Regions from separate parts of the Mus musculus genome. Here region 2 is linked to region 1. A link is a loop called in an ENCODE intact Hi-C map of the cell type or tissue named here. Cell type or tissue: left cerebral cortex. All regions are shown on one strand.

Evidence for each region. A loop is a pair of places that touch in the nucleus more often than their neighbours do. Peaks named below come from ENCODE experiments on the same cell type or tissue, not always from the same donor. Only the 100,000 strongest peaks of a DNase experiment are listed, where the experiment ranks them.
Region 2: it touches region 1 in a loop (2.4-fold over the local background); 1 of 42 quality-filtered maps calls a loop at or near these places.

The regions. Positions count from the first base shown.
Region 1 is chr1:90,838,939-90,842,938 of GRCm38, forward strand. All of the region lies in intron 1 of Col6a3 (collagen, type VI, alpha 3), which reads right to left. Among named protein-coding and RNA genes, the nearest start is that of Col6a3, 3.0 kb to the right of the region's middle. In left cerebral cortex, a CTCF peak has its summit at 1,530 (motif pointing left); a DNase peak (open chromatin) is centred at 1,505.
Region 2 is chr1:90,601,774-90,605,773 of GRCm38, forward strand. It overlaps Cops8 (COP9 signalosome subunit 8), which reads left to right and starts at 1,652. Exons shown (of 8, transcript NM_133805.3): 1 at 1,652-1,854; 2 at 2,602-2,672; 3 at 3,691-3,739. The coding sequence starts at 1,777. In left cerebral cortex, no CTCF peak of the experiment used is centred here; a DNase peak (open chromatin) is centred at 1,645; H3K4me3 peaks cover 1,807 bases; H3K27ac peaks cover 903 bases.

The DNA of each region.
Region 1 (4,000 bases):
CCATGAGCTCTTCCTTCCAGCGGACAATTCCCAAAGCACTGGGACTGTGGAAATCGGGGATACAGAGCACATGGTGGGGGGAGGCTCCACAAAGATGGCTCCCAGTGAGGCTTTCCCTGGTCACTTCCAGCTCACAAACAGCTCCCCATATTTCCTGATTGCTAAAGTTAGTGAGGAGAGAGGATGGCACTGGGCACCACACAGCCAGACGCTGCAAGGTGAATGGTGGATGGTGACTTGGCAAAGCATTCTCTATTTGTTTCATTTCTCCCATTTTTCGAACATCCAAATATTTTTTTTTTCTTGAGACAGTTTCACATATGTCACCCTGCCTGGCCTGAAACTCACACTGTAGCCAAGACTAGCCCTGAATTTCTGATCCCCCTATCTCCATCTTCAAAACGCTGGGATTCTAGACATGCGTTACCACTTCTAGATTCCATGGCACAGGGAACCACTCCCCCCCCCCCACACCAAGGAGCTATAGATCCCAGATCCTCCAGAGTTTTTCAAACAACAGTGACTCCGCTGCCACATCTACTCCAAAGAAAACGTGGGAAACATAAGATACCTTTCTTCCACGGTATTTCTTAAGGCCTATTCATCCCACCCTGCCCCCATGCCTGGGTCCTGCGTGCATGCTTGGTGGAATCCATCAGGCAGGCGCAGAACATTGGGTGGGGCTGGCTTTATTACTGCTCCTAACACTGTAGCCACACACCAGCATGTCACCTCTCTGAGTAACACATCCCATGACCCCAGAAAGACACCAAGACAATGTTCTCTGCGCTATCTCAATAGCCAAACAGAAGTCATGAATTTTGCCAACCTGATCTTGAAACTTAGCATCCTGGAGCCTGATTGATAAGCAATCCTGAGACCATGTTGTGGGACAACTAAGAGAAGGTAGCGGTACTCTGAGATGAAATTCAGTGCCTCAGGGCCTCTCTGATAAATGATGAAAAGTCAGAGAGTCGACAATGTATTTTAATCATCAAATACTTAAAATGAGATGTTTATGTGAAATGAGATGGTTATGTGAAATTCTTTCAAATATGTTTCTCTGCTGGGAAGAGCAGCAAAGGGCAGACTGTGCACCCTTCAAGAGCTATCAGATTAGGGGACGTTAATACCTTCTCCGGGGTTCAAATAAGAGACTATACAGTGTGTGTGCGAGCATGCTTTAGTCCCCATGTTTTCCATGGGAGCGCTTATAACTTAGATTCAGGCAATGTTTCCTTTAAAATTTGCCAGTTGCCCGATGCTCTTGACCTGGAATTACTTAAGAGCAGAGAATGTGTTGTATGAAGGCATAATTTCATTTCTGAATGCTCATACACAAGCAAGGAAGAAAAATGGAATTTTAAATGTATGCCCGGCACAGAGACTGGGCTGGAACAGCCAATCCTAGCTGCCACCCACAAGCTGGGGTGTAAATTGTTGACTCCCTATGAGCCCTGAAACCCCACCCTGGAAACCGCCAGGAACTTGGATTTTCCAGGCACGCCAAGGGATACACTGCCCTCTAGAGAAAAGAGTCCAGAATGCATTCCCAGAAGCAGCCATGTGCCCACTCAAACTTCCTTTCCCAAAACAGACCCGGGATATTGGGATGCATTAAGAGTTTCAGTTTTAAAACCTAACATAAAATTCATTGCTACAGAGGATCTCTCTTTTTAAGAACCAGGACCTGGCTGGCACTCCCCAACAAGATACTCACTGCCATGATCGGGATGGCAGTGGGTTTTATGGGGAATTATCACTTGGGGTTTGGACCATGAGCAGCACCAAGAAGCTTTATAAGAGGATAAGCAGAATAGAGAGAAATGTCCTCATGTACTTTAACAATGTGTGTTAGAACCTGGAGCAGGCCTGGAGAGAGGGCTCAGCGGGTGAGAGCACTCATTGCTCTCGCACCGGACCTGAGTTTAGTTCCGATGTGAGGTTGCTCACAACCACCCGCAACTCCAGCTCCAGAGGGATCCAACACCTCTGGCCACTGCAGACACCTACACTGGTGTTCACACCCACACATGTGCGCGTACATGATTAGAAATATTTTTTTTTTAAATCTTAAAATTTGAAGCACTTTCTGGGTTTGGCTGAGCTACCGACGGGATTTTAAAATGTCACTTCCCAAGTCACCAACTATTTGTGTGTGTTTTTACTGCCTGTCTGCCACAGCCAGGACACCATGTGCAGTTCCTGCCTGTGGGTCAGTCAGTGGAGAAAAGCTTCCTCAGTACACAGTGCCTCCTTCAGCCCTGGACATCACCTGCTGCCCATCCCCAAGAGACACCAGATTCGCAGCTTCTTCCACAGAGTTTCATTGTTTGCATCCTGCAAGAGCATCTTACACAACACAGTTGGCAACTCACTAGTGAATTTTCAATCCTGAATGTGGAATTTCGCATAAAAGCAGGTGGTGTCACAGCACATACAGCAGCGCTCTATTTTAGCCACTCTTTCTCCAAGTCACCAAACGTCCGGAAAGAGCGGGAAAGCAAACCAAGCCCTGGATAGTAGTACATGTCTCCACCCACTCCAAAGAAGGAAGGTGGTTTCAGGAGGAGACCGTGGCCTTGAGCACTGGGGTCTGTAGGTTTTACTCCAAAACTAAGGTCAGAGTTCACAGCTCCAGAAGCTGGGTGAATAGAGGAACTTTCTGTACTCTGTGGTCATTGATACATTGTAGATTGTACTGTCTGAAGTCACAGAATTGCAGTTATCATAGGATACAGCACAGTGCAGAGACACAGACAGTTCTCGATCTGAACCATGCTTATCTTGTCTCAGATACATCATTAGGTTCCCAAGCTTGACGGTCTCCACCAGAACGGGGTGTGGTACACACCTCCAAGGTAAGATACGCTCTTAGGCCAAAGGATACCTCAGTCACCCTCAAGGAAGGCACTGGGGCCACACCCTCTAGTTCCCAGACTGAAAAAATCCAGGAGAACCATTCTCTGTCACCCATCCTGACCATCTTCCCCACCCAGTGTCAGCTGAATGCCTTTCCTCTGCTGAGAGAGAGAGAGAGAGAGAGAGAGAGAGAGAGAGAGAGAGAGAGAATATTCCCTTTGTGACAATGTAAAGTTTTGCTTGATGAAAGATGCCCAGACATTGGACCACTGTCCCCAATCATAAATCTCTCTCAAAGAAGTTCTACACCCCATTCCTTCAGCCTCAGCAGAAACCCACAGCACAAAATTCAGGCTATTACTGTAAGCCCTCTGTGCCATCAAGCTGGCCTCCTGAGTGGAATCCCGCGTGGGCCTCCCTTCATTCCCCATGAGTTGTGTACCTTTGTGAAAACTGAGTCAAGTGTCCTATGGCTTTGAACAGATTGTAACAGATGAACAGTCTCCTCAGAGGGGATCAGTCTGTCAGCCCATCCCACATGGAGATCTAAAGGGTCCCCTACTGCTGGCTCATCAACTCCATGGCTCCATCAATGGGAAAGGATGCTACTGAAAGTCAGACACTCAGGTGGGCCCGGCCAGTAGTCCAGCATCTCAGAGCTTCTCTCTCTTCACCCATAAGCCAAGGATGACAGCACTGGAATCTTCTAGCCCAGAATCACCCAGGAAAGAAGTCAAAAAGTCCCAGTAGTGGAAGCTACAGCAATCAGTTGGTCCCATATTGTTTTTGTTAAAAGCAATATGATTTTTATTTTAAAGTCTTTTCCACATTTCAGCTTGCTCTGGGAAGCTGGGAACTGTCCTCAGGTCCCATGAATCCCCTTGAAGCTCTGAGACTCTGGGGTTTTCATCTGGAGTCAGCTCGGGGTAGGGAGAGAAATGACTTCTCTAGGGTGTAGTGTGCCCACTGGTGCTCATACAACTTGTTCTTGAAGTCCACACCAGTCCCTAAGTTTGCCTGGGCTTTTGTGAAATTCATTTTTCTTAGCCTTTCTCCAGTACTCCAATGAACCCTTCCCATTGGCCCCACCCTTGCATTGATCCCATGGTAGCTTGAAATAGATCCCCAAATGGGCTGG
Region 2 (4,000 bases), 240 kb before region 1:
TGTCTCTGTGTGTGTCTCTGGTGTGTCTGTGTGTGTCTGTGTATGTGTGTATGTGTGCACGCGCACATGAGATGTACACAGGTACACAGGTGATAACACTGTGCTGGTCTGCTGAGCCTGAGGCAGGCAGAGAGAGAAGTGAGAGTTAGGTTTGGAGCTTTTCCAAAAGTTCAAGGCCAGCCTGGGCTACTTAGTAAGACCTTGTCTACCAGTAAGTAAAAGGAGACCCGGGGGCACAGCTCAGTGCTAAAACTATGCACGAGGCCTGTGTTCCAGTCTCCAGTTCTGCCAGAGAAGACAGCAGGGGGCAGGTGTGGTGTCCGGACCATTGCTTGCTGTGTCTGAGCACTGACTAGGGTCTGGCTGGGTGTTTTTACCTCTCATGCCCAGAACTGAAATTCAGGCACCCAGGTTTGCAAAGTAGCAAGGAAACTTTATGCAAAAGCAAAGCCATACTACAGATCAGAAAGAAATATGCTGTCAAGAGTGACCGCTGGCCACATGAGCCAGCATACTCTAGAGCCCCAATTACTGTTTGGGGTTTTTATGAGCTTTGAGAGGAGTCTTATTGCTAAGGAGCACTGCATTCTGTTTTGATTGAAAAATTTTGCCGGACAGTGGTGGCACAAGCCTTTAATCCAAGCACTTGGGAGGCAGAGGCCAGCCTGGTCTACAGGGTGAGTTCCAGGACAGCCAGGGCCATACAGAGAAACCCTGTCTCGAAAAACCAAAACACACACACACACACACACACACACCAAAAACAAAACAAAAACAGAAAAAACAATTTAGTTATGTTACCTCCCTTTTCTATTGTGCATGTCTCAATATGTAAAATTATTGAATTTTATTAAATAATTTTATTATTAAAATGTATTTGATTTTAATCAAAAGCGTTCACAAGCACGCACAGGCAGAAGACAGTAAATAGGAGTTTCTCTCAGCAAATTCACTTAGAAGACATGGTTCACCCTCCTGGGCAGGCACCTAAAACCAATTCAGGCTAGATCAGACCTCCTGGCCTCATAATGCACCTAACTGGATTATTACTGAATAGAATCTGTTCGATGGTCCGCAGAGAGCGAAGAAACTTATCCCATTACTTGGAGAGGGTTTGTCTGCATGCAGTTCCATGCAGGTTGTGAACAGGGGTCCTGGTTTGCTGACAATTGCTAGGTGATTTTTTTTTTTTTTTTTTCAGAAAAAGGTGTGTGTGTGTGTGTGTGTGTGTGTGTGTGTGTGTGTGCGCGTGCGCGTGCGCATAGTAGGTGTAGGTGAGAGTCAGGCTGCTAAGTGAATTGTTAGAAGAGGGGTGTGTGCATAACCCAAACCAAGAAGAGTTTCAGGTTTGGAGTTTCTTGGACTTGTATGTAACACTTTAGCTTAGAAGAAGTACAGTTCAGCGCTCTCGAAACACGTGGAGGTCCAACGGTTTTACTGTTCTCCCACGGCAACTTTGGTTGTGGAAAAATGTAGTCCCGTTATCATTTCCCCGTGCGGATAATCCGAGCCGCAGCCGAACCCTTCCGGATCGCAGGGCTCTGACTCAGAAAGCCGGTTCGTCCTAGCCTGGGGCGGGTCCTCCAGAGCACCGAGACGTTGGGGCAGAGCGCTCGCCGCCCTTGTATTCCGCTACGGCGTCGCTCGGGAAGTGACGACACGCTCGCCCATGCGTACTGAGAGGCAGCTCCTTTACCTCATCGCGGGCGCGACGCCCCGAGGGCCAGCTTGTGCTTTGGTCTGGCAGAGGTGGTGGCGGCGAGAGCGGCCGGGAAGATGCCAGTGGCGGTGATGGCGGACAACGCCTTCAGTTTCAGAAAGCTGTTGGATCAGTGCGAGAACCAGGAACTCGAGGTAGCGCCGCAGGGTGGGGCGGTCGGGTGGGCGCCGTTTCCAGGGTAACGGGCCGGGCCGCGGCCTGCGGGGCGCACACTCCGGGTTCATCAAGAGATGCTGCTTCCATTTGTAACGTTAAGTTAAGTTCGCTAAATAGGCTGGGCGCAGTGGCACAGGACTCCGGTGGGCACACGTCAGGCGGAGGCGAGAGGATTGCCGGTGAATTCGAAGCCAGCTTGAACTATGAAAACCCCAAAAATAAAAAATAAAAATAAAAAAGAAAGAAAAAGGAAAAAAAAAAGGGAGGGCGGGGGCTCACGGACTAAAGGAGACAGCAGCAGCTTGCGGATGAGCCTTTAGCAGACCTTGCTGAATGAATAAAGATTGAAGAGAGACAGGCCTCTATAACTACCTTTTGGTAGTCTTCTGTCTTAAGCTTACTTAAGCTTTTAAGATAACGGCCAGAAAAATAGTGCATTAAGAACCTGTTGGAAGTAGTCCCCCCCCCCTTTTTTTTAATTTGAGACCTGACCTTCCGAGGTAATGTCACTTACATATTTGTGACTATGGAAAGAAACTGATATCCAACTGCAGATAAATGACAGCTCACAACAGATCTAAACTCAGGTTTTAACCTTTGATACTTCCCTAAGCATTTTTCTGCATCTATAGTAGTGCTGGAAAACTTACTTTTTAAGTTTTCATTTTCTCTTTTCTGAAAGTGTATTAGGAAGTGAGGCTTTCCCCTCTTTTTTCGCTCTCTAGGCTCCTGGAGGAATTGCCACACCGCCAGTGTACGGTCAGCTTCTAGCTTTGTACTTGCTCCAGAACGACATGTAAGTAGCACCTTTTACCTAAAACGAAAAGCTTCCTTGAGATGATGCAGGAGTACATGCAGCAGATAGGTGTCTTTTACTGTAATCCTGTTATATCTGTTTCCCTTTTTGTCATAATTAAGAATAAATAAGCTCGATATTTTTCTTGTCGTGTATGTCTTACATACACCTAAAAACATGGTAAGTTCTTGTGAGAAATTAGCATCAAGAACCAATGGAGTTTAAAAAAAAAATCATGTTTTTTTTTTCTTTTTACTTATATTTACTCAGAAACTGGGTGGTGGCGCACACCTTTAATCCTCCCACTTGGGAGCCAGAGGCAGGCAGATCTCTGAGTTTGAGGTCAGTCTGGTCTATAGGTCCAGCTCCAGTACAGCCAGGGCTACACAGAGAAACCCTATCTAAACAAACAAACAAATAAAACCAAAGCAACTGTATATGTACTCAGTAGGAGCAAAAAAGCTGGGGCTGGGAAGGAACACTGGGAGAACCAGGGGAGGTAGACATGTTTGAATTAGTCTTCCTGGGTGGGAGGCAGGAGCTTGAGAGGGCTAGAGAATAGAGGCCTGGTGCAGTTCCAAACCTACTGTGATATTTTTACAGAAACTACACTGAGTTTCTTCATTATACATATAATCGTGTGTCTTACGACTCACTAGGAGAAGGGCTCCAGATTATAACAGCACAGTGTATGCCTGTATTGCGAGGGATACCCAAAGCCTCGAAATGGACACATTGTTTGTACCTGAGTGGTTGTGTGTAAGTCTGTGGTTTGAATGTGTTGTTATGGTTTAGGATCTGAATTGTTAGTTTAAAAAGAACTCCTAAAAAAAATTTTTTTAATTAACCTGGGAAAAGGTTATTTCATGTCCTCCTTTTTTTTTTTTTTTTTTAATTGCTTTTCCTCAACAAATTCATATAAAACTGAGTTGTGCCATGGCCTGTTTTGGTGTTTCGGCCTGTAATTTTATGTATTGACTGAGGTGACTATTTTGTAACTCATCTTTGTGTAAATCAGGAATAATGCAAGATATCTGTGGAAGAGGATACCACCTGCTATAAAGTCTGTAAGTAATCCTGCGGTGTCCCCTGTTGCTTTTAGAATACTGGCATTTACTTAAATGACAGCCTACAAGTCCTCTTTCTTTCCCATATATATCACAGGAACCGTTGTTAAGTGAAGGTTAAAGTTCCAAACCATCTGTTTCTCTAATGGAATGGTTCATGTGCTGATGGTTTCACAAGGCCTGCCATGCTGATGTGAACTGGCCAGTTCGGTACAGAGGGGGCTGAGGGGCTGAGGCATTTCAGCAGACTACTTGATTTGC